Linked DNA regions of Mus musculus: region 1 is linked to region 2. Evidence: chromatin loops called from intact Hi-C (ENCODE). Cell type or tissue: left cerebral cortex. All regions are shown on one strand. Links, peaks and the distances in the headings refer to the core of each region. The heading gives the core; the rest is flanking DNA. Region 1 has its middle 1.1 Mb from the start of Sorcs3. Region 2 overlaps Sorcs3 (sortilin-related VPS10 domain containing receptor 3).

Evidence for each region. A loop is a pair of places that touch in the nucleus more often than their neighbours do. Peaks named below come from ENCODE experiments on the same cell type or tissue, not always from the same donor. Only the 100,000 strongest peaks of a DNase experiment are listed, where the experiment ranks them.
Region 1: a loop joins it to region 2, with 9 times the contacts of the local background. A loop is called at or near these places in 4 of 42 quality-filtered maps.

What each region holds. Positions count from the first base shown.
Region 1 is chr19:49,259,248-49,275,133 of GRCm38, reverse strand. No RefSeq gene overlaps it. Among named protein-coding and RNA genes, the nearest start is that of Sorcs3, 1.1 Mb to the right of the region's middle. In left cerebral cortex, for the core only: a CTCF peak has its summit at 10,311 (motif pointing right); a DNase peak (open chromatin) is centred at 10,301.
Region 2 is chr19:48,405,429-48,421,314 of GRCm38, reverse strand. The region is part of intron 2 of Sorcs3 (sortilin-related VPS10 domain containing receptor 3); the gene reads right to left. Among named protein-coding and RNA genes, the nearest start is that of Sorcs3, 210 kb to the right of the region's middle. In left cerebral cortex, for the core only: CTCF peaks have their summits at 7,289 (motif pointing left) and 9,818 (motif pointing left); DNase peaks (open chromatin) are centred at 7,273 and 9,835.

The sequences.
Region 1 (15,886 bases), core at 5,380-13,379, 850 kb before region 2:
AAAGGATCTGGCAATCTTACCCTGAAAGCAGCTTTAGCCTGCCGCAGATTTCCCGTCTCCTCTGCCCATTTCCAGCGACAGAGCCATCATGAAGAAGGATGTTCAAAGACATCGCATCTATAACCTTTGCCAAAGGCACACACAATCTTTGGAAGGAAGACTTTTATTTTCCCTGTCACCTTTAATGCTAGATACACCGGCTGAAAGCTGAATTCCAAATATAAGGTCACTGCTCAGAGACTTCCTAAAGACAGAGAGCTTGAAAAGAAATTCGTTCTGAATGTCACTCTCGTCTCAGCTCACAGTTTCCTGATCCAACCGAGATACACTAATTGGCTTTGCTGTCAGCAGCAGGAAAAAAAAAAAAAAAAAAAAAGAATAAATAAAACCTTATTTACTAACATCCCCGAAGGAGGCAGTGATGCCCATAATGAGCCTAGGTTTCAACTGAAGATAATTAATTGAGATATAAACAGGAAATGTCCAATTCCTTTGTTCTTAAATTGTATGAAAGACCATGTTCTTTCTCTGCAAAAAAGAATATACTGTCTTTTGTGACACCCGAGGTTTCAAAAGGAAACATTTAGACATTCAAAGTATGAGACTCTAATTCTGGGATTTTTTTTTTTACTCCAAATTTGAGAATTTAGCAGTTTTATTATTTTATAATCTATCTTACTCAGATTTACGAAACAATTTTCTTTTACTTCTTGTACGCTACATAACAAGGTCAAGTGTCTCAGGCTAGTGGTCTGACAACTACATCTGTCTGGAAGATGGGTTTTATTTTACGTGAGCAGAATGTTGAGAGAAAAATAAAAATGAGCCTTCTGAAAGTGAAGATTTCACCCTAATTTGGACTCTTCCATCAAGTCAGTCACTATCCTTATGAAGAAACTGGCTGGAATGAAAAACTTGCTACTTCCTTTTAGTGAAGGTAGCCAGCCTTTCCCTGTAGCATCCTCTTAGACCTATGTACCACCCCATATTTCATAACATGTGACACCAGACCCGATGAACATTACCTGAATCTTACAAATACAGATTCGCTGGCTCGTTATCTCATCAGAATTCTGAGGAGAAAGTCCCAGGCATCAGAGTTTTAACAATATAAGGAGGTGGTTCCCATATATAGTAGGATCTGAGTAGCTGGACATGATACTGACCCAGTCATCAGCCTACCTCTGATTTACTGTGAGCTCTGTGCCCCTAAAGCAGGCTTAGTGAAGAGTTGCTTTACTCAGGAAGAGTAAAGAGAAATCATGACCTTCACCATTGTGTTGATCATAATTTATATAAAGTCTCCATGCCACCCACCCCCCACCTCATACAATCTCAGGTGGTATTGTAAGCACTCACTTACTTTGTAACCAGGTATAAAATGTTGAATCTGTAATAGTGGTGGTAGGGGGAGGAATCAGTGATATATTTAGTTATTGGTGAAGTATCCCTGATTTGGTTGACTTCAAGGGATTATTGAAAACTGTCAGCTGCTTCTTTTGTTCTCCAGAGCTAGATTATTTTGCCACTCTGATTTTATTTCCTCCTTAAAGGGCAGTAAACCAGTCTCAGACTAAAGCCAAACTGAGGGAAGAGAGAGAGAAAGGAGAAAATCTTTTTTTTTCCTTTCCCCAACCACATTTAGCCCCCTATGTCCTTTGGCTAGAGCCACTTGCATATATTAAAATATAAAGTCAGACCTCTCCAAGTAGTGAAAGAGACTCAGAATCCTTTACAGTATTCAAAGCCTAAAGAAAGCAGCTTCAAATGGCATTCCCTCTGAGTAACATCAGGGATAGATAATAGCTCAGTCAGATGCCCTGTAAAGCAACTTGGCTAAACTCTTCATTACCATTTGAAAGAATCAGAGGCTTCAAAATTTGCTTCAGGTCTTTAAAAAAAAAAAATTCATTTTCCACTCCTGGCAGAGGTAAGATATACAGCAAACTAGAGTCACACCTCAGCCCCAGATTCAAATCGTATTTCACGAGTCTCTCAGATTATCGGAGGCCGAGTGGTCTAATTGTTCACGCCCAATTTATTTGTGCTCCTTGGTTGCACTCACACCAGCAGCATGGACAGTCCAAAGGGAGGGCAGCCTCCGTAAAAGCATTCCAATTAGCAACCGGTAGTTACAGTAATTGAGGAAGCAGCCTCAAGCTTATGGTATTGGTTTATGTTGATACAATTATATATATGCTGTGAAATTCTCCGATAGTTAAACCGCCACAGAGATCTACCACAGTAGTATTATACGCCTAATAATATTTCACACATCACCTTCAATCTGTGATCACATTTCATGATGTATGCACTTCTGAGCTCAGCCAAGGTTAGCACACAGGGACTCTGAGAATGCTAGGGCCAGAATTTCAGTGTGAAGTCATAGGTATTTTCCTGTCAATAACTTTAGAATAAATCAATAACCATTCATGGAAACAGGGCTTAAAATACAGACATGACTTGGGCCTCAGGCCAAGACTAAGACTGTCAATGTCATCGCTGAGGATCACAGAGACATAGATATAGAAAAACAATGGGTTGCATATTTATCATTGGTTTTCAACCTCTGGGCCACAACCTCTTTGACAAACCTCTCTCCAAAAATATTTGCACGGAGCAATGGAAATAAGTTTATGGTTTGTGGGGAGGGGGGGGTCACCACAACATGAGGGACTTATTAAAGGGATGCAGCATTAGGAAGGTTGAGAACCATTGATGTAGACACTCAGCACTGAACATCCTCACCTTTAATGGAGAAAATTAAGGTTTAATTGAGGATATCTACTGACTCCATCAGTGAAGGTCCCAGCTTCCAGGACCCACCAGGGTGAAACCTTGCCACAAAACACTCAGTCCTGAGGAAAAACCAGCCAAGAAGGAACTCATGAGTCTCCCTTCTCAACTGACTTACATCTACAAATTAGCGAGTGCACCTCAGACAAGTTATGGGACTCAGGCGAGCACATCAGACTAAGGTGAGACTTGTGATTGGTGAAGCACACAATGTTCATCTCACATCCAAGGCCTCTGATTCTGGTTTATACCTAACTTTGTTGCTCACTGCCTTGCTTCAGGGTCCATGTGACCCACCCTTCCCCTGGGGACACCCTGAGCTTGTCCCGCATCATGAGGGTTGGTTCTCAGGCCCATTTTCCCTACTGGTCCCTATGCTTTCTTCTGCTTGCAGTCCAGTTGTGATGCATAGGGCTTCCAGAAATTTCCTTTGTTTCACCTCCATCCTCACTCCTTCTCTTCTTCCCTGTATCATGGCTTGGGAAACATACTGCCCAGGAAAGGTGTTAGTCCCAGGAGGAGAGCAGCGTGCTACTTATTAGAGTTTTATTCAGTGAGAACCTGGTCCTGAAAAGGTCTACCTTTGCCTCCACCTTTGCCATTGTCATTCCTATTGTGGGAAAAGACCTCAATCTATCATGTGGAGATTTTTTTTCCCTTCACTCATCATTTTTCAGAGTGGCAACAATCCATCTCACTAGGATGGATAAGACTAAAGGTGTAGGGACAGGAGTAGAAGGCAGGTGGGATGGGTGATATGGTCCTTCTGGACCTCAGCAATCTTCAAAGGGTAGAAAGCCGAGCTCAGCTGTCTCAGTCAGTGTAAACCTAATAAATCAGGCGCTGGGAATAAATCAGCCAGTGCCTGGGGGAACTCTACCTAACATATATGGTTCTGAACAAGCTCTCACTGTAGCAAATAATCACAAAGTAGGGCATTTTTTTTAAAATTTTATTTGTTGTGGTTGTTTCTGTTTTTCTTTCCACAAGAACAATCTTGCAGTCTTTGAGTAAAGTTTAGCATTTACTATTAACTCCATAATACTTAGATGGCAACTATACTATGCCAGGGAAATTTTAAGTCAAATTCTGTTTATGGACACATATTGCATACATACGAGCAGCAAGTAGGGATACTTCCTAAGAGTCAGGTGCTCCATGTACCCTCTGACCTTAGGATTCATGGTTCTTGGTGGAAGAGTAAGAATTTGCCAAGGCAGAAACAGTATTGACAAAAGCTCTAAGTTTTGTTAACTCAGTAGCTTATTTAGGACAACGCAAATTGGAACTCTAAGGCAAGAGCAGAAGCTATAGAGAGTAGACTCTATATGAAAGTAGACTTTTCTTTATGAAAAGACTCAAACACTTGCCACATCAGAACTTTTATAATATTGGTAATATAATGAACATAGATTAACTATAGCCTTCTGTTCCTCTTTAGATTAAAGCCTAAAATTAATTGAGTTTTTTTTCTATTCAATGTCTACTCAAGTTTCAGAATCAAGAGAAAGCAGACTCCATACACTAGGAAAACACTAAGGATCCTTCCCTCTCCCAAGCTTCTCTTTGTTGGAAACCAACTACCTCCTAGACCTACCTTGGGGTGCTGAACACAGTGACAAGTGTATATTTGTGACAGTTGGTAGAAGTCAAAGCAACTTGAGAAGAACGGTTTGTTCCAGGTTTTGATTGAAGGATACAGTCCATCATTGCCAGGAAAGCATGGCAGGAGCATGGAGCAGCTCACATTGCATCCACAGTCAGGAATCGGAGAGCTAGCATGGGATGAAATGTTTTTCTCTCTCCAGGCTTTCTTTGTATACAGCCAGTGATCTCAGCTGACACATGACATCCACATTCTGGGTAGGGGTCCCCATCTTGGCTAACCCTATCTAAAATTTCCTCACAGGCTTGCCCGGAGATAAGTCTGCTAGGTGATTTTAGAGGCTATCAACTTGACAACTGATGTTAATGGTCACACATAGTTCATAACAAATTATCTAAAACTAGGCACAGGCAATATATAGCAAAGACAGATTAAAAACAGCCAACTGTGTCACCAGAGCACACCCACAGCACTGTGCTGATGAAGATGTCCTACCAGAGCTTGCTCCCCACACTTCCTCTGATCACAACTGGTGCATCTTTATTTGGGGGATGAAGTACATTTGTTATCTCATTACATTCATGTGCATATAGTTATAAAAATGATGTACCATTCCAATAGCTTTGTTTATGGTGGTATGCCAGGCAAATATTTTTATTTTCTAATGAGTACTTGGGTTTTATTAGCCAGCATTAAAAGTGGGGCAGAGCGATTGGAGATGCGAATCGAGATACTCACCAGCACAAGGAGATGAGACACAGATGCTAATGGAAGCTTTGGGGGTAGTTTTCCAGGCTGTTGAATGTAATTTCTCACATCCCCAAATGGCTATAATAGGGAAACACCCTGAAAAGAATTCTCTAATGGCTGTGTGTATGCCGGAGAGGCTCATTGGGAAGTTAATGTGCTATGCAAAGCGGATATTCATTCATTCATTCATTTGGTATGGTGTAATGTATAAGACTGTTCATTAGACCTTTAGTGCTTCTGTCATCCTATTCTGTTTCTGGTCTAGAAATTTTCATCTACACCAACATAGCTTCTGAATGGAGAGCAAAGACAAGAGGTCTCAGTCCTCCCAGTGTCTCCGCCAAGCTTCCAGACATTTAATTCTACTCATATCTACAAATACAACCTTATTGGAATAGGTAGTACATCCACCAAATCCTTGTTTGCACCCTTATTATGCCACCGAGTTGCTATTTCTTCAAAAGAGGCAGCATGGTCTATCCATTTTTTTTATTTCTAAGTCTCTCTCACATATACCTGTATATGAAAAGACAGACAAACCCGCTGTCTCTTAACCTACCTTTTCTTTTGTCCAGATACTTTAATATATATTTGTTGAATGAGGAGGTAAGTAAACAAAGCAGAAGACCCTGGTTGAGTTTTGTAAATTCCACTTGATGTCTTCTTGTGTCTTCAGCAAAGGTATTCAGTCATTAGAGTTTTTGTGGTCTTAAATTTTATTTTTGATACATATAGTATCAAAATACACATAAGATACTTTCACCTATTTTCAAATTCGCTACACTCCTAGATGTAAAACTGGGAGAAGCAAGATCAGGAGCACATACATGAATGTTGTCTAAACTAAAGATACAAAATGCAAGGAGAATACAAAGTAATATTCTGGTGAAGGTAGCATGTTTTAATCTGTTAAAAAACTTTGTTTAACTCCCCATAACTCCAGGTTGATGACGGAAATTCAAATCAAAATCTCAGAACATCTACCATGTTGCTATTTATTTTTCTCATGGTCATTTCCAAATTCTGGCAGTAAGCTATTTTTCTGTTTGGAGATAATCATGTCCAGCATGGTCTCAACTAATTCCCTGCTTTGAAGTAGATGGCCTGGTCCTAATCAGTATCCAGATCCAGAGCTCAACCACACAGGTCATTAATTTCCAGTTACTGGAGGCACTGGAATAGACAGCATAGCTTTTTTGTAGGACCCGATGCATAGGTCCAATCATCCTGAGAAAATGTCCCTAGTATTAAAGTGGGACCAGGAAGTAGCTAAAATCTCCAGAAAGAGCTTGTGCAATGCCAGACTCATTTCCTATTTATTTACTGTTTATTGAAGATACCACATAGTCTCTTGCAATAATTTGACACAAACACCGTGGCTACTACTGCCAGAGAAAAAGAACATAATAACTAATGAGACAATTCTATAGAAATGAATCATCCATTCTGATTTCCCATGGAGTAAAATGCACAGCAAAATTTCAGATCATCCCCTACCCAGCCTTGAAAAATATCCCACTGCCAACCCTACTGAATGAGTCACCAGTTGAACTATGAACTGCAAGCCAAGAAAACCTGGCCATCATTAAGGAACACACTTTACATTATCTTAACTTTCACATGCCAAAGATTAGAAAACACAAATCACACTGCCTTCATTATTTACATGACAAGTTGCCAAGAACTTTCTGCTGCACTGTCCATGACGTGAGAAGACAATCAGCTGCCAGAGATGGATGTCTTGTCAAAATAAAACACTCTCTGTATGTTTAATGTAAGAAAAATAAAAACGACATGATTTTGAAAACGTATGAATGAGATGCCCAGACTTAATTTGGGGCTTGAGAACAGAGAAAATGTCACATCATCACTAACAAGGGTCGACAGAAAGAGCAAGCTTCAGGAACTGCCTGCCTGCCTCCTGGCCTTCTCAAAGACGAAGTCTTCATCCCCATGAGCTGGCTGAGCTCCTCAAGGGGAAAGAAAATAAATGGAAGAAGAAAAATGCTGGATCAAAACAATTGGGTGCTGTGCTGCAGAATGTGCTCCCAGAATGAATGTATGACTTCCACTGTCACTCTGGTTTGTGTCTGCACTCCTGAGCCGGAATCGCCCGGACAGCAGACTGCAGAACAAGCTGGGCAAGCAGAAAAGCCTGTGCTGCCTTTCTTTCACTAAGGTCTCCTCAGTCAGAAAGTTCTTGTCACCACTGTTAAGTTAGATGCAGGAGATTCATGGATAAAAGGCTTCCAATGCAACTGTGAGGAGCCCGGCTCTCCAGCACTGTGTCAGTGTGTGTGTGTGTGTGTGTGTGTGTTGTATGTGTCTCTGCATGCACACACATGACCCCGTGGTGGCCAACCTATTGTAATTTCAGAACTGGGAAGTCAGAAGGCAGAGAAGGGAATGCCCAGAGTGAAGTGCCCAGCTGAAGGCAGAATGAGCTGCGTTGGTGAGTTCTTGACTCAACTGAGACAGCTTGCCTAAATCTATAAGGTAAAAAACAAAGCAAAGAAGGAAAAGAGACTCTTTGAGATAGACTGTGAGTATGAGACAGGCACATAGTATGCACATCCACCCTCCCCATACACACATGTGCCCACAGCATGTGAATATGCAGAAATTAAACCCTTACCTCACTTCATACCACCTCCTAGCAGCTTCTGTATTAGTGGCTTAGTAGGTTTCTTATCTCATTATGCCTTCATCTAGTTTGAACTTCTCAAGTACTTTTTGTCTAGTGTGTATTCAGAGACCAGAAGTATGTGTGCAATCCATTGGAACTGAAGTTACAGAAAGTTACAAAATATCTTACTTGGGTGCTGGGGACTGATCTCAGGTCCTCTGGATAAGCTTCAAGAGTCCTTAAGCACTGAGCCAACTCTCCAGCCCCCAATGAAATTTTTCTCTCTATAATACCACCTATTAATATTCTTCTAAGTAACATACTAAAGATCTACTCTCACAATACAATAGCTTGAAGAATGAAGACTATTTAAAGTGATATTAATGGATGTTTTGTGCACTGTATATTCAATGCTGATTTCTGTGCCAGCAGAGAACTGGCTGAAATTTGGGCTTTTGATGATGATGATGATGATGATGATGAAGAAGAAGTATTTCATGACTTAAAGTTCTGGTTCTGTAAACATTGTTCTCCATCACTCTGAGACCTCAGAGCCACAGTTGAGGACTAGTGCTAGTTAGACCACTGTAGGTTAAATAAAAGCTGAACAGACAAGAGATGGATAGGAGAGGAAAAGGCAAGACTTCTGGATCCAGACAAAGAGAAGGAGAGGGAAAGAGGGAGAGGGAGAGGGAAAGAGGGAGAGGGAGAGGGAAAGAGGGAGAAGGAAAGAGGGAGAGGGAAAGAGGGAGAAGGAAAGAGGGAGAGGGAGAGGGAGAGGGGGAGGGAGAGGGGGAGGGGGAGCAGTAGGGGGAGCAGGAGGAAGAGGGGGAGGGAAAGAGGGAGAGGGGGGAGGGGAGAGGGGGGAGGGGAGAGGGGGAGAGGGAGAGAGGGAGAGGGGAGGGGGAGAGAGGGAGAGGGAGAAAGAGAGGGAGGGAAAGAGGGAGTGGGTGGGAACAGGGGTCATCACTACTGTGGTGCAGATGAAGAAGATGATTCCAGGCAAGACTAACGGGGCAGATAATAGGCCACACAGCAGAGAATCTGCCCAGCTTCAGTGCCCAAATGTTATTATTACTTCAATAAGTCTCTGGGTCATTATTCAGAACTGGAATGGGCATAGAAAAGACAATGTCTACACACTTTGTTGTTGTTGTTGTTGTTGTTGTTGTTGTTGTTGTTGTTTTGAAGTAATTCATATAAGGTATGTTTCAAGTTGTTATCTGGATATGGAGGAATGGATGCAGGGTGGTGTCAGGGTTCTAGTTTAGTCAGAAGAAAGAGAGAGAAAACAAATGTGTGTCTACCATGTTGAAGACTTACTAACATCAGGGCATTATATAAAACATATATGACTTCCTTTGTTCTTACTAATTGCTCAGATAAGCTATGTGAAATTTAGAAACAGGGAAAATAACTTCTCCTGGAACATGATTTTATCAAGTGATTGAGATGAGGGTGTCCATTGTTGACTTATGTCTACAAAAAAGGGATGCAGATAAAATATAAGAACACTTGATCACCCAGTATCTATGATCTTTCCACATACACTGCCCACTGATCCCCATAGGAGGAATGAAATTATCAGATAAACATTCCATTCTCCTGATTCAAATGTTGTTCACCCCTTTGTCTCTGCCATGTTCATTACAGTAACCATCCAATGCCTTCCTGAAAGGTTGCCTTTGACAGGTAGCATGAAAATGAATGATACACGAAGCTCAGTTTCAAAGAATGGGAGGCAGGGAGATTCTTTGGCATTTTGGTATACTTAAAAACATGGTTCCCAACCTAAGAAAATCTCATCCAAAAAGAGTTTATATAAGAATGCCTCTGTGTTAACTGAGCATGTATTTAACAGTAGTCTCCAACATCTAAAATAATGTTTATGATTTGACTTCAGTGATGCCTGCTATGACCTCTCGCCCATGATACTGTAAGTAATTCCTTCCCCAAGACTTATAAGCAACCCCTCACCAACCCCCTCACCTATGTGTCTCAGAGTAATCTCTCCTCACTGCTCCTATAACAGAACACTCAACCATGCTACTGGAAGTAACTCCAATTCAACTCATTGGTTCTCCAAGAAATATTGGTTAAAATCATTTCTTTCACATGTCATCTTCTTTATCTGAGGTTAATAGGCTTACACCCAACAGCAAATGTGATTCTGCACATGGCATACATGGTCCAGACCTAACAGCTTAATAGTTCATTATTGAAGTTCTGGACCTACACAACCTCATTATCTAATGATAGATGCATTTATCTGTGGAGTGTATGTGTAAATAACAATATTTTTATTATAAACATGGTCTTAGATGCATCACCAAATCTTCAAAATAGGTAAAGGTGGTGAAACTCACTGAAAAATTGGATCCATAATGTGTAGATGCCTGAGCCAATGAAGCATCCTATAGATCAGAATGCACGTGGGGCTCTGAGCTAAAATAGCACATGATTAAGAGCTATCAAAGTATGAAAAATGTTTATGCTTAAATTAAACACAATAAATCTGGGAAAATACACCCAGCAGAGGGGGCTGTAGGCTTAAGAGTTCTATGTGCCACAATATGCAAATTGTATAAATCTTACAATTCCATTTATTGATATAAAACAAGTACTTATTATAGAAAAAGTATAAACTATAACTATGTATCAAGCATGTCTTTCTCTCCCTCCCCCCTCTATATGTGTGTGTGTGTGTGTGTGTGTGTTTGACAGTGTGTGTGTATGTGTGTACAATATATTCATCTACTATGTATAATTTACACTCATTAAACTATAATTAGACTTTGAATTAGAGCATTGATTTGAAGAGTAGAAGGAAGGATATTTAATTTCAAGAATAGATATGAAGCAAAAAATGGATGAAAAAATATAAAGCAAAACCACATGAAAATATGAAGAAATATTTGATCTACTTAATCCAAAAGCTTAAATGATTCTAAAATTTTATATGAAGCTCAAAATTATAGAATGAATGAATGAGTCGCCAAGGCTCTCACAGTAAGGATAAAGTTCACTCTGTACTTGGCTATGGACGTGGTAAAGCAGAAGCTAACATCCATATGGACTTCAAAAGTCTGGAGCTACTCAATGCTGTTTTTGTTTTTTGGTTTTTTTGGTTTTTTTTTCTCAAAATAACTAAAGCCAAAAACTAGTGATCAAGGCTTCAAATAAACCAGGAGGCAATGGAGACATAAGCATGAGGAGATTGCCAAGGGACTGAGAAGAGTTCCAAAAGAAAGCTTATTTGTAGTCAAGCAGATTGATTAGTTGTAACAAGCAACTTTTCTGATCTATATACAATGGAGTCATTAATCTCAGTTCTCCAAAGACATGAAAAACAAAGTGTTAAGTGCAGCTCTTAGAGAAGTCATTGACAGTTACACAATGAGGAGCTGTCCTTGCCTCTGTCAGGACAGCCCAGGAATCAGCAGCAGAGTCCACAAGGGTGGGGCTTGGAGACACAAGGGTGGGGCTTGGAGACAGGCCACCCTACAATAAAGAAACCTGAGACTCCAGAAGGGCGCAAGGAGACCTCAGAGCCACAGTTAAGGACTAGCTCTAGTGGGACTACTGTCAGGGCTCCTAAAGAGATTTGTGAGGTTTCAGCCATTTTCCACTGTAGGAAAGAATTTTAAAATTCTGCAATTTTTGGTGGTGAAACCTCCAAACACATTCCAATCATCCTAAGTACTATGATTTGCACTTTTAAAAAATAAAATAAAATAAAACAAACTCTTCTCCTGTCCACATCTAACCAAAACAAATCACACAAATTTTTATATATATATAATTATGTGAAATGGGTTCCTGGGTTGCCAGCTTTCTGCAAACTACTTTCCACAGGTGAAGTGCTTATTTCAAACTATTTTCATTTTTTTTATATAATAAAAAAACCAAATGAAAATTTTTGCAATGACCTTTTCATTTGCCTTTAAAAGATTTTCCTGATTTGGTCAATTGATAACATGAGTAGCTCAGTGTACAATTCAATGTCCCTGTTTTCTTTGGGATAATATCCACTCTGTTAATGTTCCAAAGATAACGTATTTTATTATGGCCTTTAAATAAATAGCCAGTATTTGACAATATAAATGTACATTCTCACAGGCCTTCAATCCCTTAAATCTATGCAGCAGAGGAACTTCACTTAAACATTGGCATAATTTAAGGTACATATAGACTTTAAAAGATAGATTTCTTGTATAATCATTATAGATTTGCAAAGTCGGGTGAGAAAACTGAAGAAGCAAAGTGAGAGAAACAATGCAAGCTTTCAAAAACTTGTCAGCGGACCCAGGAGTAGCATTTAATCTTTGTTACTCTTTCTTGATTTTTCTCCAGGTGAAAAAAAAATGTAAATTTTAATTTTAACAATAAAAGTTTCAAAAAATAGTATTAACTCTACTATCTGGATACTTGATTTTTAAGTGTTTTAAGGATTTAAGTGTTTTGATTATTTAGAGCCAATTTTTCAAGTCTAAGTTTTTACTGTAGGTTAAACTTTCCTTGATAGACTACTGAGCCTATGATAGGTATTTCAAGTACGCGACTTTGTAATGACCAAGAAATGTGGTTTAAAACGTGTATTATTTTATAGCTTCACAGTTTACTTCAGATAGTATTCATTTAGAAGGCACTATAGACGTATGTTTCATAATACCATTGATATGTATGCAGAAAGGGAATGGAATAGTGTTGGTGGTAGGTTATTGCTAACATGCCTGAAAACCTCTATTTAATCCCCAGCACAGCAAATAACAACAGAAAATCATTTTGCTCTCAGTATGTTTAGAATTATTTTTCTGTAGACTACACTATCTGCTTATCAGTTCACCTCACCAGCCTACAGAATAGAAGCCAGGATAGAACACAATTAGACAAACACTGTACATGGTACAATAAAAAATCTTTGCTTTCTCTGCACTGGTTCGGTGATTGAGTAAAATCGGGTTGAATGGGATTGATAGTTGCTGTCCTTGGCTCAGAAGAATATCATCAGAGTTGGTCTTGTTGTGAATAGCTGATAGAAGCAACTTACGTGAGGAGGAATTTACTTTGACACCTGATTTGGAGGGAAATCCTTTGGGCAAGAAGCATGGAATCAGGGATGCCCATGGCAACATGAACATTTGGCATGGACTCATTTTTTCCTCATCTTTTAATGGAAAACAGAGCCAAGCTATGACAAAAGTTAGAGCTTGGATATGTACCCAACCCTCTCCTACCAATAACTGACTTCCTTTAGTGAAGCCCCCACCTACTAAAGGTTCTATAAAGTCATAAACCAACATAAACAGGGACCCGGTAGCTAAATACCTAGGTCTATACAGACGAGGAGAGCATGATTTAATATTCACATCACAACAGGAAAATAGCAAACAACAAAATGATATGTCACGTTTGCACAGGGCACAGTCAATCAATCCAATGCCAACAGCAAGAGAGGGTAAGGACAAGGAAAGAGACGCCAAAGACAGATACCAGTGAGGTTCTGTTCTGCACAGTGCAGACATGCTCATTTTCAAAATGTAACTCCAACAGAGTACAGCATCACTGTTAAAAACTCTTCTATTTATTCATATACTCCTCTTATATTTGTAAACTTAAGTGGTATACAAAATAAATGACATTTGTCAAACATAGCCTGTATTCTGGTGTAGGGATAGAACTATGATGTCTATTTTAATATTGTGAAGTTAGAGCTTTAATGAAGCAGTCATTCTAATAATATCTTTGTAATGCCGTAGATTGGTTCAAGAAGGATGGATACCTACATGGATAACAAATCACATTAAATGTCACTTGTAACTCATAGAAGTCAGAAAATAATTATCAGAATGAAACTGTTAAATGCACTCTTTAAAAAATATGGTAAATTTAAGCCTGGTGTTCAAGGTGCATGCCTTTATTCCCAAAACAGAGGCAGACAAAACCTTCTAGATCTATATGGTATGTTCTGTGACAGCTAAAGCAACATAATGAGACCCCATCTCAAAAGCAAGCAAACAAATACTCAAAAAAAAAAATAGAAATTAATTATTTAAAAAAACAGTAAAGTTAACCAGATGGAAGGAGGAGTAGGTGTTCTTCCACTTCTTGAGGCTTACTGCGGGTTCTCTTGAGTTATGATCCTTTTCCAATGCTTGGCTCCATTTGTCATTAGAAATCCTAGCTCAATCATGGGGCAGTTTGGACGACAGAGGAGAATACTTAGGGAGAAGAAAGTATAAAGGAACCATGATTCCAGTGGTGGCTGGAGAATGGACCCAGTGGGAAACCATGAGGATTTTAACTGAGAAGGTCAAGAGCAACAGAAACTTATATGTTGAAGACCCGGGATTTTACCTCTGGGAAGAAGCCTGATCGAAGGAATGGAAACATAATTTTTGTCCCAGGAACAAAGAAGTAGGCACAGCCTCCTCCATAGCATGTAAGGCCAAGCTTCCATATACTCCAAAACTTGCCACTGTGTTCCAAACTGCCACTCACTTGCATGAAACCAGGATGTCAAATGACAAATGTGGCCAGCTTGAAAAGAGCCATCAACTCAAGAAAACCAACAATAACCCTCAAGAAATCAAGAACTATAACTCAAAAGGAAGCAAAAGACATTTTTATTTATCTTGAGTTATTCTTATTATATCTTTGATGCTTAAATTTTTAGAGAATAGTATAATGAATCTATGAAGAGAAGTATTCAGAGGGGCTGGAGAGATGGCTCAGGTGGTAAGAGCACTGACTGCTCTTCCAGAGGTCCTGAGTTCAGTTCCCAGGAACCACATGGTGGCTCACAACCATCTTTAATGGAATTCAATGACCTCTTCTGGTGTGTCTGAAGAAATCTACAGTGTGTGTGTGTGTGTGTGTGTGTGTGTGTGTGTGTGTGTGTGTATGTATACATATATATATATATATATATATATAATTTTTAAAATAAAAAAAGAATAATGCAGAGACCATTAAACAATGTGGTTGTTAATATAGAAACTTAAGAATCCAGTTTCATCTGAACATGTAAAGTTTGAAAGTCTTTACTGTTTTACACACACACACACACACACACACACACACACACACACACCTCTACAAACTAAAACTAAGTATTTCTGAGACCTGTCAGGGAAGACAACTCTCATGTCCACTCCCATGGAGAAACCAGGGCTCACACTGAAAGTCTCATTGAAACAGAAATCAAACTGGCAGGGTCTGCAATCCATCATGCTAAGGATTTACTTGGGGCTGCCTAGAGAGTAGACTAGATTGCATGTAAGAAATCCTGAGGAGACACAACTTTAGGATGCCCTCACCTTTTATGGAGTTTGCTCCTGGGAACCCCACAAGACTGTCAACATATAAAATTGGGAAAGATAAGTTCCTAGTCAATCAAGAAAAAAGAAATTGTGAAATATTCAGTGTATCCTCCAGAACAAAGCTTGCATTCTCCAGGAAAAGTCATGACCAGAGTCTTACATCATCTGGACAAAAAGAATCTCTTTGACCCCACCCATCACTAGTTCTTTTGTTTCACCTGAACAGGAAGAAAAAGTGGAACATCAGAATAAAGGTCCCACACCTGGAACACAGGCTACTAAAAAACTGGAGATTTAATCATACTACAGAATAATTCTCCCAATCTTCAATTGCCACAGGGACTGAGCTTTAGCACAACAATGGCACATGGGTGAATTTTCTACACAAGGGACATCTGTCTGGAGATGAGCTTTGGGGAAACACCAAGTCATAAGTGAGGTGGGATATTGGATATCAAATAAATTTTGAGTCTTTTTCTCCCCAAGCAACATGAGACTTGATACTCAGCAAAGTTCTAACAGATATAAATTGCACACTATAGGCTTAGAAAAATATCTTCTGTTACCTCACACATTAGGTCCACCATTAAACAAGCTATGTAATCCTGCTGGAAGATAGGGCTAAAGCTGTCAGAATAGTCAAACACCACACAGGAATCAGGCAAATAGATTAAAATAATGCAATTAATATGCCAAGAGCAGAAATGTACCGTAGGTATTTATACTTAGGTAAGCTATGACAAGAGGTAGGAAATTTTAAGAGTATTAAGAAGTCATCTTTTGCAA
Region 2 (15,886 bases), core at 3,410-11,409:
AGATGCAGAGACTCATACCCAAACACTAGATGGAATGAATGGGAATCTTATGGAAGAGTTGGAAGAAGGATTGAGAAGCCCACAGAGGATAGAAACTCCATAGGAAGACCAACAGAGTCAACTAACCTGGACCCTCAGGGGCTCTCAAAGAATAAATCACCACCCAGAGAGCACTGCTGGACACATTTAGCAGATAGGCAGCTAGGTCTTCAAGTGGGGGCCTCCAACAGCTGGAGCAGGGACTGTCTCTGAGACTGTTGCCTGCCTGCCTGTGGATCCCAAGCCCCTAAATGGATCATCTTGTCTGTGCTCAGTGGGAGAGGATGTGCTTAGTCCTACAGTGACTTGATGTGCTTGGGAGGGACAGTAATATCGGGGAGGGGGGCTTCTTTCCCTTCTCAAAAGAGAAGGAGAAGGTGGAATGGAGAGAGGACTTACATGAGGGGGTACTGGGAGGAGAAAAGGGGCTGATACTGAGCTATAAAGTGAAAAATAAATTAATTTAATTTTAAAAATAGAATAGTTCCAACCCTTACTTATCTCCATCTCATAAAGCCTGGTAACCAGTTACGGACACACAGCACAGCCTCCATGTGAAGCTCACTTTCAAAACTACCAAAGAAACCCCTGAGTATCAACCCTCCCCTCCCCTCCCCTCCCCTCTCCTCCCCTGACCTGCCCTGCCCTGCCCTGCCCTCCCCTCCCCTCCCCTCCCTTCCCCTGCCCTCCCCTCACCTCTCCTGCCCTCCCCTCACCTCTGGTCACCTGCCCTCCCCTCACTTCACCTCACCTCACCTCCCCTGCCCTCCCCTCCCCTCCCCTCCCCTGCCCTCTCCTCCTCTGCCCTGCCCTGCCCTGCCCTCCCTCCCCTCCCCTCATTTCCCCTTCAGGTGTTTTAACTGCAGCTTGATTGATTTTCACAATCGGATTCACTTTACTCAGCTTAGAATTTCATTTTTAAAGAAGAAAGGGAAGCTATTTTCCTTCAGAGTTCCACTTGAGTGTGGCTTTTCAGATTTTCTTTTTCCAAGAGAAAGCCCAGCACTTATCTTCCTATCTTATGGTTCACAATTTTTGCTCTCTACCCTTCTAAATAGCAAAGAGTTTAGTTGCAAATCTCTTGAAGATCTCAAGATCTTTCAGGGGTGTCCACTTCCCTATAAAATATATATCTATATGTGTGTTCAAAATATGCTCATTTTTGTTTCCGTCCAACCTCTTTCCTTAGCCAAGGTACATTAAGCAAATCTCCAACTCTCTCTTTCTCTATCCCTTGAAAGTGAGGGGAAAGTTGTATCTATGGCTGATGCGGGGCATCAACAATCCAGCTGAGAGAGTCTTGGAAGGAAGATACACAGCTCAGGTCAAAGCTTGCCATTTCCCATCTTCCCATCTCCCTTGGCTTCTATCCTCAAAGCCAAGCTCCCTTCCCTTCCTGAATTCCTGCTCTGCTGCCCTTCCAGCAAATGAACTTGCCAGGTGTCAACGTGTGCTTCCCAGGGAAGAGGCATGCTGGATACAATGAAATCGCCCCCATTCTCAATGGATCAATGTGTGATGGGGTGGGTGAAAGACTGGAGAAATAAACAACCTGTACATGAGCTGTATAACAATAATTGCCAAACAGGGGACTGAAGAGTTGGCCAGCCAAGACATCTCTCTGGATGTTCAAATGGTATTTCACTGGGAAAGAGACCCTAGAGTTGAAAATGTACAAGATAAAAAGGAATTATGAGAGAAAATAGGGATGGGAGAAAATAAGAATATTCTGGACTAGTGTGAAGCCTTCAATCAGTAAAAATAGGTTTGCTCTCAATTAAGTGAAATAACCACAATTTGGATCTCCTAGTATCACATGTTATTACCCCTCTATTATTACCCCCCTATTATTACCCCTCTACTACCCCTCCATCTATGTAGGCACTTCTGAGTCCATATAAATGGGGTGTCATTATCTTAACTCTGCTGCTTTAATAATAGACCTTGGGAAGCAGACAAAAAGCCTAATGATTTCTCTGATACAGATTCAAAGCATCCTGGTTCAGTGTTCATTGGCTGACACTGCCAACACCAGCATACCAAAGGTCCAAGACAGAGAGGTAGCATCATCAGTGAGTCCTTGTGCACAAGCATTCGGAACCTTCACACCAGGACTTTGTCCCAAGTGTGGTACTGGCAATAACAGAAGCCCATTCCTGAAGGCCTTCGGTGTGGCTTTGGTCCCAGTGTGTAGCAAGAGGTCATTGAGGTTTTCCTAAAATGCCTAAAGCTGGATGGATCCTCTTCTGGCTACATTCATCCAGCACTACGTGAAAGGCCACATTCACTGAGACCGAGGACTGTGGCTACAGGATCACTAAGCTTCCTATCAGACATTCCTGGGAGTGAAGACTCTATTCAAAGTCTCTTTTAATAACTGCCATAGTTTATAAGCATTTATCAATTCCGCAGATCTTTAGACAAAATAGCAAATGTAGAAATCCACAAAACAATCCCCTGTTGTCACATTATTGTGCTCTCACCAGACCTGGCACTTTATTAAACATCTTGCCATTAGGATGGTTAGATCAGACATATTGGAAAGTACCTATTCCTGGCACACTGTTGCCATTCGATGTACGCTAGCAATTATGATAAAAACCCCAACATATTGCCTCCACTTACACTCCAATCTCTCAAAAATGTCCCTTTTGTCAACTCTGATAAGCAGCCTGGCAACTGCCACTAGACATCCAGCAAATTTTGAAAACTGTGTCATTCTGGATATGACACTGTCAGTTTTCAGCTGGCTGGCTTCCAAAGCATGCCATCACTCCAAAACATCCACTTATCCCATTCTCCACCATCTAGCTGTGACAGAAGACTAGCTATAGAAAAGGAATCACTGCCAGGACAAGGCTGGTGGCAAGAACAGAAAGGTCACCAAGAACCAAGCGTCCACAGGAGGCTGCCTGACAACAGGATGTTTAGGACACCTGCAGAGCTCCATCAGGAGCAGACAGGCTTCCAACAGACTCCAAACATCAAGGCCAAGGAAATTCAGATACAACCTCCTCCTCCTCTGACTGTCCCAAGAGACATTTCTACACATTGATGACATGCCAAGTGCACAACTGGGTGATTAAGGGTGGCCTGAAGAGACTGCACAGGTCAGGCCAAGTAACAAGTAAATGAGGAGAAAAGGACAAAGGACTGAGGTGTTCAAGGAAGGGAATGGAAGAAAGGAACACACGCAGGCTGCTAAATAGCTCAAAGAAGAGAAGAAATTCCCATACAGGTCATAGCAACAATAAAGGCAGAGATGCTAAACAGTAAGCAGCAAATTCTGCAGAGGGATTTGCTCTCCTTGGAACTTCTTATTTCCTGTCAGAGTTGGTACCCAGATCAGAAGTGACAAGAGTGGAGTAGAGACCACTCAGAGAAAGGCACCAAAGCTGCCAGTTGAGGAATTCTTTGGTTAGGAATATACCATGGTTCTGCCATCTTGGCTAATAATAGCCCAAGACTACCTATATGGTATACAAATGACTAGAGGAGTCCCTATGATGTAATCTCAGCTTCCCCATCCAGGAAATGGAAAGGCTTAATCATGCCTACTTCAGAACTTTGGGAGAAGGATCGGCTGCGGTAGCTACAAAACAAGCAGGTGTTTCCCCAAACGATTGTCATGGCTTATTCAACAATTTCAGCATGTATTGCGATTGTCAGAATGTGCTCTGACAAGAACACGTTTTAAAGGTGAGAACGCTCCAATCACAGAAATATGAGACTGAAAACGTAGCTCTGTAAGTAAAGATTAGATTGACTTGGTTATTTACAAACTGTAAGACATCTACTTCATGAAAAAAGAAAATTACAGTAACAGACATGAACAGAGTGATGGAAATATTGGCATCCAATTCAGCATGACTTCCAGTTTGTATATCACATTCAAAGCATACATATTATGCCAAGGGGGAAATTCACTTATAGATAGCTATGCAGGATTTGTGGGAAGAAAAAAATCATTCAAGTAGACAACCAATCAGAAGAAAGTATGTTACAGTCTCAAAAATAAAAAATATGAAATTTTAATTAAGTCAAAAATCACATAAAGCCCATTAACTGTTTCTCATTTCAACCAAATATAAGCAATGTGTGTGTGTGTGTGTGTGTGTGTGTGTGTGTGTGTGTGTGTGTGTGTTGAATATGGCTGACAAAATACTCATGGACTTGGTTTCTGCTTCTCCCTGGTCTCCAAAGATCTCTCTCCTCTTTGACTGGCTCAGTCTGGCTCTCATAGAAGGCTGATCCTTCATGTGGCATAGGATCTTTTCACAGCCTTGCTTAGAATCTCCCCCATCCCCAACTCAGCAATTCCTGGTTAACTCTTCCTCATTAGTGACAACTTGGAGCATTTCTTCAAAGTCACTGCTTGAATCGATATTAGTACTAGAGTGTACTGGAGTAGAACAGGCCACCAATTGAGAGTAAATGGTAATGGTATAAGGAGGAAATCTAAGAGGCATGGGGATGAAGACAGAAAAGAGATGCTTTCTCTACAGGCCAAGGATTCCCACAGATTGCCTGCTGGCTTCCAGGGCTTGGGAGTAAGATGAATTTGACCATCGTAGATGAAGACCCTCTTCCCATCTGGAATTTGGACATCAATCCTGCAGAATTGTGAACTGTACATTTCTGCCACTGAAGCCACTCATGATGTGACAGCATGCTGCATGACCTCCACACACACCCTGGAGAAGTCTCCCCTGAGTCACCTGCTGAGTCCAGTGCTGCCACTTCACGGTCTTGCAGAGTCTGTGACTACCCTTCATTCATTTCAGCAAATGCATCACCTGTGCCACCCCCATATTAAAGGGAGGTATCAAGAGAGTAGGTCTAAGAATATATCCCACGAGTTTTTACTACTTACACTGAGGAAATGTGAGCGAAGCCCTGGCAGACCTGAGACTTCAACACAGGAAATAGGATAGGCTGAGAGATTATGACAGAAACTAAAACACTCATAAGCATTACCTATAGGATTGAGCACTACTGCAAACACTTCACTCATCTTCCAGCATCCTCTGAGCTGCCCAGCTAGGTACTACCATTGAGCACTACCCAGAGATAAGAAAATGAAAGAAAGACGAACTCTTCTGCCCCAATGCTGACAGCTAGCAAGTAGCAGAGCTGGTCTTTGAAACCAGGTAAAATGCTCTGAAGTGCATGTGTTTGCCTAATAGTGACTATCAAGAATGTACAAATGGTGCACAAAATGGGTACAAAACACTTATGTTCCCTTTCCAGGCATACCTCAGTGGCTGCTCAGAGAGTTGACTTGAGACCTTTTCTAACTCTTTAAGAAAGCAGAGAAACCCAAGCATTTGCACCGCTCTCTTGATAATACTGTAGCAGGCAGTGCTTTGAAGGAAGAAGTCATAAGTCTGACTCGAGACAAATGGCATTGGCATCTTGACCCTTCATGTGAGCCAGTACACCAGGACCTTACACTGGGAAAATCATGCATCTTAGACTTCTGGGAATACCAACAGCAACTTTCCACCAAGCAGGACTATCTAGAATAGGGTCAAATGCAGAGGCCCTAGGATTAGCAGGTGTAGATCAAATTCTAATGCTATAACCTCTTACAGAGGAAAATTAGTTCATCTCGCCAACCTTTAAACTGATCTGCCATGGAATGGGGGTGTTGCTGCCATTTCCCCCATTGGATTATGGTAAGGATCAACTAAGCATATAGGTTTTATCCCAATAATTGTCTGGCACACTGCGGCCAATAACTATGACAACTATTATTATCATTATTGCTGTTGATGATGATAGTGCCATTATTCTTTTCATTTTTCAAAGTAGATGGACCTGGATATGCTTGGCTTGCAGAAGGCATGGATATCCTTTGAATCTGGAAATGCATCCTTTGAAGGATATGATTATGATAGGAATTTTGCCAATAATCCCACAAACCTTTTAGCACATAAATGACTGTTGATCACATAATAGACCTTGCCCGTGTCTGCACACATCACAAACTGTTGCAGTGTTTCTCTCTGAATCCCAGCGTTGGCCTTTCCCAGGAAAAGAGTTTCCAAAATGCACCTTGCTCAAAATCAACTTGACAGCATGTGCTGAGTCTTAGGTTTCTCCTCTGGGAGGCTATCCTAAGGAAAGAATCTGAAATGCAGACAAGAACAAATATTTATGCACCTAGGCAAGCATTAGAACACTTGAACACTTTTTAAATAGAGGGAAATGAAAGCAACCTAAATCTCCAAAAATAGAAGAACAAACAGTTAAGTAAATTATGGAATAGCAATCTAATACCCTATTCCACTAACATTAAATGCATGCTTGGAAAGCACTTTGAATAACAGAGAAAAATGCTTAGTCAAACTTTATATAAAATAGGAGAAAAACTTGTTATACAAGATGATCTCAATTACGTGAAAGTATATGGGTAGAAATATATAGTTATGCATATGCCAAGACGGTACTGCAATGTAAACAGGATTTGCACAGCAAGTCCATAAGAGTAGTCTCCATTTATCAAGCTTTTGGAAAACTATTGTTATCAGTAAAATTATATAAAAATTTAAATATGCAAAAAAGAGGGAAAAAAGGGAAGAAATGGATTGCTTCTTCCATTTGACAATAAATAAATCCTTTATAGCACTCTCAGTCTTTGAGACTGCAGGAATTTTGTATTCCAAGAAGAAAAAAGGTAGATCATCAAACATCAGAACAAATCAGAATCAGGTCTGGTTCAAGCCCCTGGTGGTGTCCTGCATCACCACCCACCATACTCACCGTCATTGCCCACATACCCACAGGAAGCACACTTGAGGAAGGAAATGGACTAAGCTTAAGCATCCATGCTACCTCTATGCCCTGTCCTACAAGAGACCCAGCATCCTCCAGAGAACCCACACTTGATGCTTTCAGAGTCTTGATATCTGACCTGTATCTAAGAACAGGAAGCCAGTGAAGTCTCATCCCCAATGGCCTCTTACCAGGTAAGACTCACCAAGGCCAGTCCACACATCTAGGCTCAAATTTAGAATCTGTGCTCATTACATGGACTCCCATAAGTTCTAGTGAAAGATGAAGTTTCTAATTGCTCTCCAATTTCATCTTTTTGCCGTCTTATCCCTTGATCATCAGATCACTGCACACACTACAGGGTTTGATGAATGAATGAATAAGCAAACACAGGCAATGAATGATTCAGTCCATAGACTGAATAGAGTTAAGAACAGCCTAAGTCTCTGAACAGCTCCCTCTAGTGGACAGCTTTGCCTTACACTGACTCACTGTCTAGGGCACCATCCTAACTCCGTTTTTCTACAGTCTTACTTCCTGGAGTTTGCTTCTTCCACTCTGACCACAGAAAAGTGAATTTCACTTCCTGTCAAGCTTCAGTCATGGTCACTTTCCCCAAAACTTCATCCACACACATGTCAACTGTCTTAGTCAGGGTTTCTATTCCTGGACAAAACATCATGACCAAGAAACAAGTTGGAGAGGAAAGGGTTTATTCGGCTTACACTTCCATACTGCTTGTTCACCACCAAGGAAGTCAGGACTGGAACTCAAGCAGGTCAGGAAGCAGGAGCTAATGCAGAGGCCATGGAGGGATGTTCCTTACTGGCTTGCTTCCCCTGGCTTGCTCAGCCTGCTCTCTTATAGAACCCAAGACTACCAGCCCAGAGATGGTCCCACCCACAAGGGGCCTTTCCCCCTTGATCACTAATTGAGAAAATGCCTTACAGTTGGATCTCATGGAGGCATTTCCTCAACTGAAGCTCCTTTCTCTGTGATAACTCCAGCTGTGTCAAGTTGACACAAAACTAGCCAGTACATCAACCATACTGGCCTCCTAACCATTTCCTGGATACTCTCTGGTCCTTCTTTCCTTCTGAATTTAACCTTGCACTTCTTGCACTTACTTAGAATGTTCATTCATCCTATCGCCCACCAGTGTCTGACTTTCCCTTCAAAGCTCACTTCCCATGTGGTTCTTGACTTACCACTCTCTGATATCTCCAAGTTAGGACTTATGTACAGCATAATTGTTTAGCTGGAGAGATAGCTCAGTTGGTAAAGGACTTGCAGTGCAAGCCAGATGACCTGAGTGGCTCTCCGGAAGCTACTTGAAGGGACAAGACACCACAGTAGAACACAACTCCAATGATGTGGAAGTGGAGACGGGAGGACTCATGAGGCTTGCTAGCCAAGCAGCCTAGAATATTCAGTGAGCTCCAAACCAGTGAGACAACAATTCTTTGTCAACAAATAAGGTGAACAGTACCCCCGGGGAACAACACTCCATTTTGAGCTCTGACCTTCATGCTTCTGCGTGCACGCGCGCGCACGCGCACACACACACACACACACACACACACACACACACACACACAGAGAGAGAGAGAGAGAGAGAGAGAGAGAGAGAGAGAGAGAGGCACATGCACCAAACACACTTACATGCATACCCATGCACACACACGTGCAACCACAGGTACAGGCATCTGCATACATGTACACATATGCACACACAGGCACACACATGTACAGGCATCCATATTTACATGTACACATACATACAAAACCACAGCCATTTCTTGAAGAATGGAAAGTGAAGTTTTGTTTCTTTCCTATCCTGGTCTCACATTCTCTTTCTCATCCTTTCAAAATTCTGCCCTCCTATCTCTATCTCGACATTCATCTCTTTTATTTGGGGGACATTAGACAATTTTTCCTTTATTTATGCAGTTGGTCTAAGTAGATGACCTTAACAAGGGCATGGTCAAGTGCAGCATTTTTCTCCCATGCACAGCCCTCACTCAGGAACCGCCCTCTGTTCCACTGCGAACCCAGAGAGCCCTTAACAAGTGTCGAATGCACAACAGGCATTTAAAAGCAAAACCAAATAAATCAAGGACTCAAAAAAAATCATAGGACACAACACACCAAAGCAATCACAGTTATATTTCTACTGACTAGACAATCACTGAGAAGGAACGTGTGGAAAAGGGGGAAAACCTGTTAACATACACACACCCTGCTTAGAGCTCCAGGGATCTACACTAAGTGAAAACAGCCAACTCCAAGGTGGTACATGCTAGCTTGCTCCATATTTTACAAGTTTACGAAGCAACATTGCAGAGATTCAGTGCAGAATAATGGTTTCCATGGTTGAGTAATGAAAGACTGACTCCTCCCGTTTATCCTCAGTCCTCTATAAGCACATGCATAAACACACACATACTTTCAGTATATGCAACAATAGAGACACTTATAGTGATGGAACAGTTCCATATCTTACCTATAGGGGGTAAAAAAATCAAACCTGCCCCTCCATACTTATGCTCACATATATGTATGCACATGAAAACACATACATACACAAAATGTATGGTGTAGGTGAGATGGCACCCTAGACTTAAAATAATATGCAATTATCTACCCATGTCCATCATAACAGGCATATTAGTGGATCTGTGGATATTTAAAAGCATTCTTATATCTCTGGGTGAGCACAAGTAGAGGGGAGTATTACAAAAGAAAAAAATAATGAAAAATCTGGCCCATCTTATCACCTTACTCTATGGTGGACTGCCTAAAGCTGAGAAGAACAGATGTGAAAATTCAGCACCAAGACTGGAGAAACACTAACTGGCTACACTAATCAGCTTACTACTGCAGTCATGAAAGACCTGGGATGATTCACTTACAGAGAGTGGGGCTTATTTGGGCTTATGGTCTTTAATGGCTCGCTATATGGCTAACTGGGAATGTTGTTTCCTGCCCCCTTGTGGCAAAAATCATAAAGCGAAGCAAGATTCTCATCTGGAGAGCAAATGAGAGGATTGAGAGGAGGAGGAAGATGAAGAGGAGGAGGTGGCAGAGGGGGGTGGTGGATGAGTCCCACTATACCTTAGGCATATATAACCAGTGGCCTAAAGCCCTTGCCACTAAAACCTACAGACTCCTTCTTAAAGGTTTCATCATCCTCTCAAAATGCCACGTACCAAAGAGTGAGGCTTTAACTCATTGCCCTTTAGGAGAAACTTAGCAAAACCAAAGCATTATCTAAAATCAACCAGTAGGTACACAGGGAAGCAACAGATTGGGTATATTTGATGCCACTTCTATACAGGAGTCCAGGAGGAAACATAGCATCTCTCGAGGGTTGTGTTCTGAGGAACTGCTCCCTGGAGGGGGTTCCTATTCCTTTATGCAGAGACAGACTGGAGAGTCAGGGCAGGCCTGAAAAATCCTATCCTCCCTGACCATCTCAGCTTCACCTATTTAACCCAACTGGTCCCTTTGGGTCTCTGTGTAAGTACTTAATCCACAGAGAAGGCACCTGACAGCAGTTCAACAGAAAGTAAAGCCAGTGTGCTCTGCAACTGTGGCACCTTGAGGAAACTAAAACTTTCCCATCTGGAAGGCTTTGCTTCATTTCTTTCTTCTTCCAAATGTCTAGCTGTCTTACATGCCTTCCAACAAATACAACATGTAACTCAAGTTGGGGTGGTTTTTTGGTTTTTTTTTTTTTTTCGTCTGTTACAAGAAAGCCTTTTCAATGTCACCTGATTCCCCATGGAGACGAAGACTCCCCAGCTGCCAACTTACCTTCATAAGGTTTACCTCAAAGAAGGAGTCAAGGCCGGCAACTAGCCTCTTGTGTCAGTGCTCTCCAAGATCAATGTTAATTGCCCAATCAGACAGGCCTGATGCTGACAGAATGGGGGCTAATTAGTAAGTGCCAGAGCCCATTGCAATTATTAATGGCTGTCATTTATAATGATGAAGGTGCAACTGTGGGCTTCTGGAAGTCTCTGCGCTTGTCACTCTGAGCCAGACGTAGGGAAAATGGGCGCAGGGAAGCTGACAAGCCAGGGGAAAGGTTCTCCAGAACAAATTCCCATGAATCTTCTAGATGCCAAGATGGCCAGGAAGCCTCTTAGGTCAATGACTAATTAAGAAGAGAGCTCTCTGAAACTGTGGGTTCCTAGACCTTGGCCCCAGAAATCAATTCATTGGGTTTGGAAAGAAGCCCAGGAAACTGACTTTTCTTAAATTTCCCAGGTGATTCTCAGGATTCACCTAAAGTGAAAATCATTCAGACAAACAGCCAAGGAAACCAGATTCTGGTCCCCAAAGAATCTCTTATCCAAAGATATCTTCTGAAACACAAGCAGAAAGGGCCAGGCATGATGGTCAATACCGCAGCAAGAATAAACAGACACTGGACACTGAAGACTTGGTTTTAGGTCCCAGCTCTGAAGTCACTGGCCGCCAATCCCCTCACAGCCCCTGTCTGTCCGTCTATGAAATGGAAGATTCAGTTAGATGGATCTCACACTCATTCCTGACATAAATGTGGTGAGAATTCAAATTTGAGGGATTCGTTGAAAGAGGACACTTTAAAAGATAATTGTATTGCATTTTAAGACTCAACTTGAGCTTCAACTTGGACATTATGCTTGGTAACAGCAGAGAGATGTGAAATGTTTCCCCTGAAAGCTTAGAGATTCCTATAAAGAAATCTCACTGACATGTGACAGAGTGTAGCTGCCACTTATCAATTTATCGTGTCTGGGGCAGTGATCTTTATGGTGAAGCTGCCAGAAGTCTCCTAATGGCGTGAACTTCTATGTCCAATAAAGTAATTGGCCACTGAACGATGGGACGGTAACAATGAAAGCCTGACTATCTAATCTTTATAGTCATTATATATATAAGCAGGAATGGGGTGTATAAAATCTACTCTCCTATAAATGTGAAAATAGATAGGCTCTCTGTGAATTTAACTCTTTTTCCCATTCTTGGCTTGAAACCACTTTCCAAGAGCCCACCTATCATAGTTTTACACATGTGGACATCTGGCAGGGAAATAAATTAAAGCCTACCTTTGAGAGTAGGGAAGAGCATCCATTTATAAGTGTTATTTTAGAAGGGACTGTCTGGTCTGCTCACTTATTAACTTCATTAGGAGGCTAATGAATCTACTGCTGAGAAAACGAGAGGGAGCCCAGGCTGGAGAAAGGGAAAGGAAGCATTCTGTACCCCTTCTTCAAATGCTGGGCTTAGTTGTGGTTGTGATAAAGGGCACTGCAAATGCAGAGGAAGGAAAGCAACATAAAACGGCAAGGTCCAGGCACAGTCTATAACGCAGCATTGGACACGAATCAACACAGTCCATACATTCAACATTAGATGCGAATCAACAGACACAGTCCACACATGCAACATTGGACATAGATCAACAGACATAGCCCATACATTCAACATTGGACACGAATCAACACAGTCCATACATTCAACATTAGATGCGAATCAACAGACACAGTCCACACATGCAACATTGGACATAGATCAACAGACATAGCCCATACATTCAACATTGGACACAAATCAACACAGTCCATACATTCAACATTAGATGCGAATCAACAGACACAGTCCACACATGCAACATTGGACATAGATCAACAGACATAGCCCATACATTCAGCACTGGACACAAATCAAAAATTATGCATGCTAGGGTATTGGCTGGTGGAAGAAAACAAACCAGGCCATGAAAATATGTTTTCTTTTCTCCTAATATGGGGAATGACATTAAAATCATAGTCCAGATCTACCTCCCCAGTGTTATCTGGCCTCAATTCCCCGGTAAAGGTAGATTTCTGGTGACCTAAGACTCAGAGCAAACTCCTCTCTTCTGTAATCTAGAACAAATGCTTCCATGGACTGAACGGTGTCCTCTTTGTTTATTGAATCTAAGCTAAATAGTTTGGACAGGTGTTCTGGCTAATGCCTGCCAACTGGCTAGTATCCATGAGTGAGCAGCAAGTTAATAGGGTGTGTTAGGCTGTTGACACTCGGATTAAAACTTAACCAGCAGGCATCTTAAGGCATGTGAGAGTGGCTGCATGCAGGACTGGTGATGCTAACTCAGGAAAGGAACCAATGAGCATCATAAATTTTTGTCTGGGCTTAATATTTGACAGCCCAGGACGGCAGTACCTGTAGACTCAAGAGCTGAAAGAGTATGCCCTTCAGATGTAACAGGACAGTATGCGTATTAAATAGTAACAGAGACAGTCCTTATACCCACCCTTGCTTAGACCTCAGCATTTTCCAGCCTTACCTGGAAATCAGAACGAACAAGAGGGACTCTAAAATTACAAATGTCAGTGCATGAGTCATGTTCACTGAACTGGAATCCCATGAATGGGGCCAGGAGTCTACCTTATCCTTTTTAATTTTTGTAACACATTCTATACTACATTAGAGAGTGGTACATGGTCCCCCTCTGCCTTCCATGTTATTTATGTGAGGAATAGCCAACCTCTTCAATAAATATAGCGGCCCCTAAAGTTGCTTCAAAGAATATAAAAACAGCTCTACAAGAAACTTAGTTGAGGGAGCTGGAAATCAGTCTTTGCATTGGGTACCCAAGGTCATCACGGTCACTGTCACAACTAACATTACAACCCCTGCCACCATATCCAAACCAAGAAACGCAGTAGCCTTCATTGTCCAAAACAGTCAAGTACCTAAAGAAGACTCCGAAAATCCTCTGTCAGGTGACCATGGATACGTCTCTGCAAGTCTGGAGTTTTTCTCTTAAAGTTACAGTGCTGCCTCACCTAGATCTTGTTGGGAGCATCTGGGTTTAGAGTGCATGGGCAAATCATGACCATTTCATCAAGTATTGACCTGATTGTCAGAGTTGCGCATTCAGTCCGTATGTTCTAAATGGCTCCAGAAACGCTAAGTGAAATAAAGCCTGCCCTTCATATCTGCAGGTTTACATCCAAGCTTTAACCCAACCCCAAAACAATATTAAAAATGGAGTAAGTACCAACCCATTTATTATCAGGATTCCCTAGATAATATAGTCTAACCACTGCCATAGCATTTATATTCTCTGAGGTGCCATAAGCTACCTAAAGATATTTTAAAGTACATAGGAAGAGAGCATAAGCTATAGGCAAATATTTATTTGCGACTGCAGTTTTTTATGTATATCTTACAGAGGTGACCCAAGAATCTATTGAAAATCCTGCAACTGCTCTTCTACTGACAACAGGAAGGGACACATTTTTCTCTAAAGAGGCTCAATCCTGCAGAAGCAGAAAGTTGTGCTTTTATTCAGCAGGAAAGTGTTCCTGGCAAGGATGTAGGGAATGCAGAACTCTTTACACACCAGTGGTGAGGATTCACACAGCTGCAGACACTACAGAAGTCACCTTGGAAGTTCCTCAGACACACTAAAAATGGAACTGGGATATCACTCAACTGTACCACTTCTGGATGTATATCCAAGGGACTGTAAGTCAACATGTGACAAAGTCAACATGTGACAGGCATACCTGCACATGCATGCTTACTGCTATTCATGACAATGAAGAAATGGAACCAGTCTAGATGTTCATTAACAGATTTTTATGAGTGGATTTTAAATGTGATATATATTCATCATGGAATATTAGTCAACCATAAAGAATTCTGAAATCATGACTTGAATGGGAAAGTAGATGTCAAATGGAATAAGATAAAACAAACACATAAAGATAAACACTGCCTCTATTCCCTCATATGTGAATATGTGAATCAAGATTTAAGTGTGTTTACATATATATTTGTATATGTGTGTATGTGTGTATATATATATATATATATACATGAATAAGTATGTAAATATATGCACAGACAAATATGTGCATTGTGTGCATGTGTGGTGGTGTGGACGTGGGGATGTCCGTGTAGGTCAAGAATGTAGAAAGTGAAGTATGGCAAGGGAGGAGGAGAAGCCAAGGATCATCTCAAGGATTATGCAAGAGGACGAGAGCACTGTTGATGGGAAGGAAGAATCTCATAAACTATAAGCAAGAATCTCATCAAGAGAGGCCCAGAGAGGACCAGGAAAAGGGTACGCACAGAACAAAGTGTAAACACACACATATACACATATGCATGTATATATATATATATATATATATATATATATATATATATATATATGTGTGTGTGTGTGTGTGTGTGTGTGTATGTGTGTGTATATGTGTGTGTGCATGTATGTAACATATGTGTATAGATATATGTGTGTGTGCGTGCACATGTGTGTATACATATATATTCATATATATACATATGCAAATGCCACAATGAAAAACATCACTGTGTATGCCAACGTAAAAATTTAAGAAGTTGAGGAGATGGGTTTTCGGGTAAAATGCACCTGTGTTCAGATCCCCAACACACATATCCTGACATCAACTCTTACTTGTCTCTGTCTCCACAGGAGTCTGCATGAGTGAGCAACAAGCTCTCTCTCTCTCTCTCTCTCTCTCTCTCTCTCTCTCTCTCTCTCTCTCACACACACACACACACACACACACACACACACACACACATACACACTATGAGTATATGCACACATCACACAAACAAACACACTTTTAAATAAATTCTAGCAAATTAGCATATGTATCATACCAATCTTTTCTTAAATTCATCCCTCCAATGGTTCTACACTGTTTCAAGAGTGTAGAAGAGGTGCAGGGAAATGTAAGGACCCAGAGAGCAGAGCAGCTCATTGGGTGAGACAGTATATCGCATGGATATGCACGTATTCTTGCATACACCTGCTTCAGTCCCCTATGTACAAACATCTTTCAACCAAACTAAACATCAGGGCACCCTCCTTCTGGCACTCCTTGCAATGTGCTTAGGGCTGCTTATACAACGGTTGCGCAGTTGGTACCTGCTCACCTGAATGTTCTGTGACCCATTCAGGACTTTTCATCAGACTCATTACCACAGAGAGCAAACAGGGAAAGGTCCCAGTTCTATAGAGAGGATTTCACATCCT